Regions from separate parts of the Homo sapiens genome. Here region 2 is linked to region 1. A link is an interaction called in ENCODE POLR2A ChIA-PET data of the cell type or tissue named here. Cell type or tissue: GM12878. All regions are shown on one strand. Each heading gives the region's core, and the rest is flanking DNA. Links, peaks and the distances in the headings are about the cores only. Region 1 overlaps GPD2 (glycerol-3-phosphate dehydrogenase 2). Region 2 overlaps LOC124906082 (a long non-coding RNA gene).

Evidence for each region. ChIA-PET counts read pairs that join two places held together with the same protein. Peaks named below come from ENCODE experiments on the same cell type or tissue, not always from the same donor. Only the 100,000 strongest peaks of a DNase experiment are listed, where the experiment ranks them.
Region 2: POLR2A ChIA-PET joins it to region 1 with 8 read pairs; 3 of 35 experiments call an interaction of 5 or more read pairs at or near these places.

What each region holds. Positions count from the first base shown.
Region 1 is chr2:156,444,590-156,449,978 of GRCh38, reverse strand. The region is part of intron 1 of GPD2 (glycerol-3-phosphate dehydrogenase 2); the gene reads right to left. Among named protein-coding and RNA genes, the nearest start is that of GPD2, 11 kb to the right of the region's middle. RefSeq lists an enhancer at 3,903-3,962. In GM12878, for the core only: no CTCF peak of the experiment used is centred there; no DNase peak of the experiment used is centred there; H3K4me3 peaks cover 820 bases; H3K27ac peaks cover 1,307 bases.
Region 2 is chr2:156,358,499-156,363,887 of GRCh38, reverse strand. LOC124906082 (a long non-coding RNA gene) reads right to left here. Exons shown (of 2, transcript XR_007088691.1): 2 at 1-2,896. Among named protein-coding and RNA genes, the nearest start is that of FLJ46875, 19 kb to the right of the region's middle. In GM12878, for the core only: no CTCF peak of the experiment used is centred there; no DNase peak of the experiment used is centred there.

The DNA.
Region 1 (5,389 bases), core at 267-5,266:
AGTGCAGTGGCACAATCTTGGCTCACTGCAACCTCCACCTCCCAGGTTCAAGGCTCCTGCCTCAGCCTCCCTAGTAGCTGGGATTACAGGCATGTGCCACCATGCCCGGCTTTTTTTTTTTTGTATATTTAGTAGAGATGGAGTTTTGCCATATTGGCCAGGCTGGTCTCGAACTCCTGGCCTCATGTGATTCACCCGCCTCAGCCTCCCAAAGTGCTGGGATTACAGGCATAAGCCACCACGCCCAGGCCACTTTTTTCTATCTTTAATACAATGGTTGTCCATTCAATAATAAGTTCTTGGTTGGGCAACCAAAACAGACTAACTAACTCCCACTTCCCATATTCTGTTTACTTGTAGCAGCCAGCATAATCTTTGATGGCATGTATTCTCAATGAGAGCAATATCACCCACAGTTGCTTCTTGGCAGGTGAAAAAATATTGCATATTACAATTGTCTGTGGCCCTCCAAACTTCAACTCTACCCAACAAAATCTTCTTAGCATTTAAGCAGTACTCTCTTGTTGGGGAGAAATTAAGTTTTTAATTAATTAATTTTAATTTAATTTTTCTTCTTGGAAAGGTACAGTGAGAAGAAATTAAGAAAGACTACTTTATAGCAAAACCACACAGTTTCTCTTGCCTGCATATAATCCTCTAATGGTTTCTAGCACCCTAGAATGAAATCTAAACATCTCACCTTGGATTATAAAGACCTATAGGATCCAGCCCTTCACTGCAGTAGGTTAAATAATGACGCCCACAACATATCCTCATCCTAATCCCTGGAACCTGTGAATGTTATAAGGAAAAAAAAAAATTCACCAATGTGATTAAATTAAGACCTTAAGAGGGAAAGGTTATTCTGAATTACCAGGGGGAACCCTAAATGTAATCACTTTACATCTTTGTAAGAAGAAGACAGGGTGATTTGATACAGATGAGAATGCAATGATGTGACCACAGAAGTAGAGACTGGAGTGATGCAGCCACAGCCAAGGAATGCCAGAAGCCACCAGAACCTGAAGGAGTTAAGGACCATATTCACTCCTCAGAAGGGAGCACATCCTGCTAACTCCTTAATTTTGGCACAGTGAAACTGACTTCAGATTTCCGGCATCCTGAATGATGAAAGAATAAATTTCTGTTGTTTTAAGCCACCAAGTTTGTGGTCATTTGTTACAGCAGCCACAGGACACCAATACAGACACCTCTCACTCTTACCCACTAAGTTCCAGATTTATTTGCCTTCTGATGTCTGTCAAATCAGGATTACTATTAGTGTTTTGGGGCCAGCTGCCTCTACCTGGAATGCTCTGCTCCTCAACTTTGCATGGCAAGCTCCTTCCAGTCATTCACGACTCAGCTTAAATGTCAAGTCCTCAGAGAGGCCTTCCCAAATTATTCAAATCCAAAGTATGCATACAACTCTTATCTTCTCATGTCTCTCCTTTATTTAAGCATTATTATTTCTTTGTTCCCCACTAAAACATAATTCTACAAGAACAGAAACTGTGTTTGTTTTGTACACCACTATAATCTTATTTGTAGAAAAATTGCTGACATAGGCCAGGCGCAGTGGCTCACGCCTGTAATCCCATCCCAGCACTTTGGGAGGCCAAGGTGGTGGATCACGAGGTCAGGAGCTCAAGACCAGCCTGACCAAGATGGTGAAACCCCGTCTCTACTAAAAATACAAAACAATTAGCCGGGCATGGTGGCAGGTGCTTGTAATCCCAGCTACTCGGGAGGCTGAGGCAGAGAATTGCTTGTACCTGGGAGGCGGAGGTTGCAATGAGCCGAGATCATGCCACTGCACTCCAGCCTGGGCAACAGAGCAAGAGTCAAAAAAAAAAAAAGGGAAAATTGCTGACACATATTAGGTGATTGATAGACCTAACAAACAAATGGATGGATGATGTAGGCAGTGAGAGAAAAGATGATGGCATTTGTCAATAAGGAAAGGAATAGCATGGGAAAGCAGGAAGAAATTATGGGTCCTGACTCAACTGTGGGACATGCAAGTGGAAATGCCTGAGTTCAGCGAATAAGTCTGCCCAAGAATGTTGACTTGGGATTGACTGAAATCAGGGATATTGATGAACTTGTTGAAAAAGCATCAACAGAGAAAAGAGAGTGAACTAAAGACAGACCCTGGGAATTCCAATATCAAGGCAAAGAACCTGCAGAGAGATCCATAAGGAGTAATCCAAGAGAAGATGTCACAGTAGCCTAGTGAAAACTCAGTTTCACAGAAAAGAGAATGAGCAGAATCATGGAAATTTTAAATAATAAAATCTCATTGATTTGTCAGTCAAGAGGACACTCATAATCATAACAAGAGCAGAGTTGGGCCAGGCTCACACCTGTAATCCCAGCACTTTGGGAGGCTAAGGAGGGAGAATCGCTCAAGCCCAGGAGTTCAAGACCAGCCTGGGCCACATGGCAAGGCTCCATCTCTATAAAAAAAGTAAAAATCAATCAGGTATGATGGCCTGAACCTGGGGTCCCAGCCACTCAGGAGGCTGACGTAGGAGGATCGCTTGAGCCCAGGAGTTCAAGGCTGCCATGAACTATGATTGTGCTACTGCAATCCAGCCTGAGTGACAGGATAAGACCCTGTCTCAGGAAAAAAAAAAAGAGAGAGATTCATCTGAGATCGAAGACAGATTCCAACAGTTGTGGAGGGAATGGAAGGTGAAGAAGTAGAAAAATAATGCACAAAAAGTACTTTAAGGAAGAACAGCTTGAAGGAAAGGAGAAAGAGAGCATGTAGCAAGAGGGCAGAATGGGGCACAGGTGCAATGTTGGTTATTGGTCTTGTTTGTTTTTGTAATGGGAGAATCTTGAGCATTCTTGTAAATATTTGAAATGCATCTCAGCATCTCCAACACAAACAAACAAATAAATACATGCAGGTAAGCATAGAAAAATGTCATAGAATAAGGCATCTGAAGGGAATGGGGGATCCAGAGTACGGGGGAAAGCATCAACTTCGGATAACCACCTCTAAGTCAAGAATTAATGAGGGGTTGATGGATTCAGATATAAAAATGATGTGGAAAGGAGAAAAATTTTAAGATTTGACATGTTATTTCAATTCTCTCAGAATAATAGAAGGCAAGGGCCGGGTGCTGTGGCTCATGTCTGTGATCCCAGCACTTTGGGAGGCCAAGGCAGGCAAATCACAAGTTCGAGACCAGCCTGGCCAACATGGTGAAACCTTGTCTCTACTAAAAATATAAAAATTAGCCAGGCATGGTGGCACGTACCTGTAATCCCAGCTACTCTGGAGGCTGAGGCTTAAACCCAGGAGGCAGAGGTTGCAGTGAGCCAAGATCGTGCCACTGCATTCCAGCCTGGGTGCCAGAGCCAGACTCCATCTTAAAAAAAAAAAAAATGCAAGGACACTGTGAAGGGGACAGCTAAGTCATTATCAAAAATGCATATTCTCTTCTTCCTGGACTTGCAGCTAGACTACATGTGCCAATCTCCCTTTCAGCTAAGTATCACTACACAACAGACTTCCAGCCAATGGTATATGAACAGAACTAATGCATTCATTTCAAGATTATGTGTTTAAGGCCAGGCGCAGTGGCTCACACCTGTAATCCCAGCACTTGGAGAGGTTGAGGCGGGCGGACTGCCTGAGGTCAGGAGTTCGAGACCAGCCTGGTCAACATGGCAAAACCCCATCTCTACTAAAAATACAAATATTAGCCGGGCATGGTGGCACATGCCTATAATCCCAGCTACTTGGGAGGCTGAGGCAGGAGAATCGCTCAAGCCCAGGAGGCAGAGGTTGCAGTGAGCTGAGATCGTCCCACTGCACTCAACCTGGGCAACAGAGCGAGACTCATCTCAAAAAAAATAAGTGTGTGTTTAGAAAGTAGATATGCTTCCTGCCTTTCCCTTTCACCATCCACTGGCTGGCTGTAGTTGAAAAGAAAGCCCTAAGGAATTGCTGAGTCATAAAATGGAAGAATCCAGAGTGCCTGAATCATTGAAAGGAAAGTGATCCACCAACAAAGACCATGATATAAGCAAAAATTAAACTTGTGCTTGAGCTTGTATCTATTTTCAGGCCTTTCAGTTATGATGGTTGAGCCTACCCTAACCACTAACCATCATCTTTTAATAAAGAAATGCCTGGGTGACATAAAAGACTCAAAGAAAATGCTGAAAGTTTGAAAAAAACTACAGCAAGAAATAGAAAAAGGTATTGTGTAGAAAAAGGTAAGATAACTCTCTCATGACTAAGGCTGGAGAACATACATTTTTATACATCTCCAATACACATAATCATTTTCGTTTTCACAATAACCATCAGAAACCCAAGTATAGGAGTAGAAAAGAAGACTGATACCAAGTTGCACATTGCTTCTACATCCATTAAGACTAAGAAAATTTTAACAACTTCGTGGATTCCTACAAGTCAAATCATAAGCAATGTCATTATAGGCATGCTGTGCTATGTATGCAACTATTTAAACAAGTTCAGCATCATTGGTGAAAACTGGTGAACTACAAGGTAAAGTATTAGGAAGTGTAAGTGTTAAATGGCACAGTTCAATGGTTGGGCAGTGGAATACAATGTTGCAAAAGTCAAGAAATACATTACAGAAATAGGAATAGGATTATCTCTCGATTCTATTGTTTTTAAAACAGTTTTTAAGGGAGTTTCTGCCATACCAGAAAATAACCACATGCATGGCTTTAAGTCCCTTAACTTCTCTGTGCCTTTTTGCTCCCTGATATGACAGGGTTCACTGTTGATACATTAAAAAATGTGCACAAAGTACTCAGCACAGTGCCTAGAAAATGGCAACTGCTTAATAAATACTTGTCATTGCTGTTTATTATTAATAAGAAAAAGACCACGTTAGGTTAAATTGCTAAACTCCTTCCTATTTTAAAATTCTGTGAATCTGGCCAGGCACAGGGGCTCATGCCTGTAATCCCAGCACTTCTGAGGCAAAGGCAGGAGGATCACTTGAGGCCAGGAGTTCAAGACCAGCCTGGGCAACATAGTGAGACACTGTCTCTAAGAATTTTTTTTAAATTAGCCAGGCATGGTGGCACACACCTGTCATTCTAGCTACTCAGGAGGTTGAGGAGAAGAATCGCGTGACGTAGGAGTGCAAAGCTGCAGTGAGCTATAAATGTGCCACTGCACTCCTGCCTGGGCAGCAGAGCAAGACTCTGTCTTTAAAAATAATAATAAATAAAATTATGTTAGTGTGTGTGTGTGTGTGTGTATTTGTTTTTGAGACAGTCTTGTTCCGTTGCCCAGGCTGGAGTGCAATGGCGTGGTCTCCGCTCACTGCAACCTCCACCTCCCAGCTTCAAGCAATTCTCATGCCTCAGCCTCCCGAGTAGCTAGGAATAC
Region 2 (5,389 bases), core at 71-5,070, 86 kb after region 1:
GCACTGCTAATTATTTTGTTGCTTACCACTGAAAGCATTCCTAACTGTTAACCTCCTCTGTGCGCATAAATGCAATCACTGAAGTATCCCTGTCATGTCCTCAGAATCAGTTTTGCCTGAGAGTGAAAACGTCTTCACTCTTAAACAGTACCATATTACTGACAACAGGAAAACATCTATAATTGGTGTATATTTGGACACACAGTCACTATGCCAATAAAAATAAGACAGCTACACTGGCAAAAGGATCTCATCCTATCTTTGAGTTGTAGAGTTTAGTATAAACCCATATTGACCAAGCAAATTGTCTTTGCAGTATGCCTGCATACAGAAATACTAGAAGGAAAACTTCTTTCAACTGAGTAGAAATAAAAATAATTTCTGATCTAATGATTTTCATAGTCTCCCAATAAGAAGACCAAACCTCACATTATGAGAGCCAAAAATCATCCATCATCAGCTATATATGTTTCTTGGTCTACATTATTTCTGTCCCAGACACTGGAAGTCTGGACTTCTCCCAGAGAAGAGAACTGTCATCCTGTCACATGATTGCAATTGGCAAGTCTTACCAAGAAAGTTTGGCAGATCCTTAGAACAGGACTAACATATGTTTTATATATGTGTGGGTAGGTGTATATATAGCCATCCATCTACATACATATATGTATACTTATTTATTTATAAGCTCTAGTTAAAGTTAGAAAAATTAATTTAGATGCATATGGATAAGTCACACAAATTAGCACTAGTTTAAAAGGAATTAGTATAATCCTAAAAGAAATCATTTTGATTTTGTTAAAGTAAAAATGCCAATGCAAATTTTAAAAGCGGAACATCATGTTAATAACTTTTATCTTTAGATTATTGCTCATTTAGAGCAATGATTCACTCACTCATGCAACAAGTGTTTATTAAACACCAACTACAAAGACTTATAAGACACAAAGTCCTTGCCCTGGTGAATCCTATGGTCTAGTTGTAGACACACACACACACACACACACACACACACACACACACACACACACAGAGTCATTCATTCATTCATTCGTTCACTCACTCAAAGATTATTATTGAGGACTTTCTTCGCCTATCATGTGTGCTGAGATTACAGACATGAAAAGACAGAAGACACTTGCACTCCCAGAGCTTATGTAATATGGGGGGAGGTGGAGAAAAACAGTAAACAAACATTAACATATACACACATAAGAGAGTGATAAATGCAATGAAGAGACTTCAAATTGAATAATATGATAAAAAATAACTGAGCTGCTACTTTTAAATGGGTGGACGAGGAAGACCCCCTGGGAAAACATTTAAGCTGAGACACAGGAGACCGCTGGAAAAGGATGGAAGGTGAAGTGAAGGTCTTTTTGCTGCTCTTTTTGCTATTATTATTGTTTTAGTTGTCAGTGTGTTTGTGTGTGTGTAAGAAAGGAATTATTAGAACTGGTATATGACAATGGGAGTGATTGAGGAAAGAAGTGATGATTCAGGGAAGAATGAGCAGAGAATTGAGAAACAAAACCTTTAATAAGGTGAGGGGGGCATGAATTCCAGAGTAAAACCAGAGAGTGTACCAGTGACAGCAGCAGAGACAGTTGCTCTACAATAAATTGAGCAGGCAGAAAATAGGTATAGAGTGAGGAGGATAGATAATATTTGATTGGAAAGGTGAGGGAATTCTTGTCAAACTACTTCTATTTTCTCAATGATTTATGAAGCAATGTTATAAGCTGAGACTATGAACAGTAAAATGGGTCAGGAGATTTAAGGAGTTAAGACATGAGGTGAAATTATCATTTTGGAAAGTGGGAATGCAAAAGTCCTACAGGTTTAATAATACTGCTCTTGACTACCCACTTGAGATTTATAGCCAGAATTTAAAGTGATGCTAGCAAGCATACGTTTTTGTCTTCACCAGTGTTCAGTTGTGTTGTTGCATGGGGACCATTGGGTATAAGAGGGTTGCAGCTCGGCTAAGGTGAAGGAGGGTGGCAGAGGCAAGGGAGTGAAGGGTGTTATCAAACAGTGGCTTAATAATGTATTACAGAGTCTAAGGTGAGTGAATAAGGAAGGGAGTACCTGAAGAGGACAGATTGATAGTGATTCAGTCATAAACTCACCAGATTAGAGAGTCTTAATAAAGGCAAGATATTGTTTGTATAGATATTCTTGGTTTAGTGAGCTTTTAGGATAGAAGACAATAGTCAAAGAATGGGATGCTGGTACTAGAGATACTGGAGATGATGGACTTATTGATGATTACAAGGTCAGAAGTATGACCTTAGACAGGAGTGGATAGCTGATGGTCGGTGAAGAATTATATCATTCTATTGTAAGGTGGGAGGATCTGGAAACTGGAGTCTAAGGTATTAGATGTAATATTTGAGTGGGCATTGAAGTCAGAAAGAAGGAAGTGAGTGAGAATAACATCAGAATAATAATGAAAAAAGCCCCAATGAGCCAGGTGCTAAATTTATCAAAGAATAAAGTTAACTGAATTCTCTAGATGACAGCAACAAGGAAGGGGAATAGGTGCCAAAGTCTGATGGCACAGGGCCAGGTGTGATGGCTCATGTCTGTAATCTCAGCACTTTGGGAGTCCAAGGCAGGAGGACTGCTTGAGGCCAGGAGTTCAAGACCAGCCTGGACAACATAGTGAGATCTCATCTTTACAGAAACCCAAAAAACTCTGATGGCACAACTTTAACAGAGCCTGGGGTTTGGAAGGATGCAGGAAGACAACAGGTCTGAAAATGGCACTGGAGAACAAGAAAAGCACTCACCCCACAGCTTGGTCTGGTTACGTAGGATGCAAAAGAAGAACAGATTCCACCGCATATGACTGCAACAGAATTGATTTCAACAGGGCACAGCCAGGTTTTACCTAGAGCAAGAAAGGAAAGGGAACATTCAAGATGATGTTGAGGATGCAGTCACACTTGTTGATGATGGATTGGCAGCTGTAGATGGCTGAGAGGAAGGGGTTGGGATGGCAGAAGTGAAAGAGTAGGTCAGATGAGTAGATATACATAGTAGTGCAAGAACGAATATCTAGGCTAGGGGTCAGCAAATTGTTTAAATAAAGGGAAAGATAGTAAATATTTTAAGCTTTGTGGGTCATATGGCCTCCGTTTCAAGTACTCAACTCTGCCTTTTACTTTACAAATTTTTATTTATTTATTAAGTTTTTAAAGAGTCAGTAAGCATCTGTAGGTCTTGGACCCCAGCGGGGAGATTGGACAGATGGAGAGTCTAGCATGAGGAGAGTCTAACTGCTTGAGCTAAAGCCAACCCTCTGCGTTTTTAGAGTGAAAGCAGCTGTAGACGATATGTAAAGAAGTGGATATAGTTGTGTTCCAGTAAAACTTTATTTACAAAAATGGGCAGTGGATTCAATTTGGCTGATTTGACTCTGTAATAAACAGAGCTGGTAATGGAGTTTGGGCTTGTGATGATCAGTGAGGTAAAAAGCAGAAACATGGTTAAAATGGGAGTATTTGATACTCTCCTGGAGAAGGAGGATTGCCCATTTAAGAAAGAAGTTGTGAAGCTACCAAACATCTGCTGCTCCCAGATGTCGTAGCCAGGGATAAAAAAAAAAGATCTTGACATGGAACTGCTGTGACTTCTTGACCAGGAGCAGAAATTTTGGTGAGAATATCTGCTTTTGAGAGGCCCCAGTGTAACACAAGATGCGGCTCTCATCTAGAGGCTTGGGACCATTTCTTTCCCAGGATGCTCGTATTGTTGACTCCAATCAGTTGACTACAACTAAGAGGGAAAGGGCAAGGTACAAACACTTGGAGTTTCTAAAGAAGGAAGACACAAGCACTGGTAAATATGGAAACAGGAAAGATTTTCTTACTCAGTCCATGTCTATATCCTAAAATGCAGTCGCTAAGGAGGTTAATTTGGCTTTCTCTAATATCTAAAAATGATTATACAGCTTTCAATCAAGCAGACTTTTAGATTTTGTGAGACATCAAACTGTCTCTTTGAGAGACTGGTGTTTTGCACCAGACAAACTTAGAGTCACTAGTCAGTCATTATGACAGAGGCTTGAACTCAACCTGTATTAACAGTTTTAAAAGATCCCTGGATTGAATTTACCTCAAATGCTAAGTAAACTTTGCACTTGAAGATGGCTTCTTGGATGCCCATTTTTAATGATTCTTAAATAACAGGTATTCACGCCCATTTCTGAAAGATTTTTAACTCCGACATCATTAATTATCCCCTACCAAATTGGTCCACACTTCTGGTCCAATTTGATATTTTGTTGATATTATTAAAACAGCTTAATAGTAAGCTGTTGATATTATAAAAACTGCTGTTTAATGATACTGTTTTGTTGATATTATTAAAACAGCTTCTTCAAATGTTTAAATTATTTCCCGATAATAAGCAAGGTTGTAATTTATAGGAAGACATGAAGTCTTTTAGACCCCTGGGGTACAATTTGGCACACTTTTCTAGTCATCTGAAGGTATCTAATATTCTTCTTGATAGTAAATTAGGCCCTAGGATACTGGTTTATTGCTTATAACTTGTGAGATTTCTGTTACAGTGATGACAAAAGAAATGGTCCCATCTTTCAAGAGAATACTTCATTTGATTTTAACTGAAGAAAAACACAAGAATGGTTTAATACAACTGAAGTACATTAGTGTGCAAATCTTTTTTCTTTGTTGGAGCTATTTCTACTTTATGGGACATATATATTCTATTAAACACATTTCATGGTGATTGAATAAAACTCTACATTGATTTAGCAATGATTATATGTCTGTGCTATACACTGTTGGGAAAACAAAGCTGAATAAGGCTTGATGCTTTACATATCCTTGGTTTACTTAGGTTTACATTTCCTTTGTATAGGGTGCAAGTACAAATATATGTGACCTATATTTGAGACCAATAAAAAGCAATGTTTCAATTTTACAAATGTTTGAATTACATAATTTCAATTACATAAATAATAATAGCAGTTCGTAATTATTGGACCCTTCATATTACTTAACATTAATGAATTTATTTCTCACAACAACCCAACGAAGTGGGTACCACTGTCCTATCTTAGAGGTAAGTAAATCATCACTGACAGCCAGTAAGGGATAGAGTTTAGCTTCAAAACTAGGTCTGTCTGACTACAAAGCCCTTGATCTTAATCTCTATCTCATTATGCTTCAGAAACACATTTTAAGCTGGGTAGAATCAATAAGTAAAAGCCAGTTATTGTAAAATATGGATTTTTGCCATTCTTGACAGACAGAAAGATGTGACATTTTGACTGCTAACAATAGGTCTTCAAGAGTTCTTCTTAAAAATGCAAATCTATATTCCTAAAAGGAAAACATATTTTAAAAAGTAAATACTT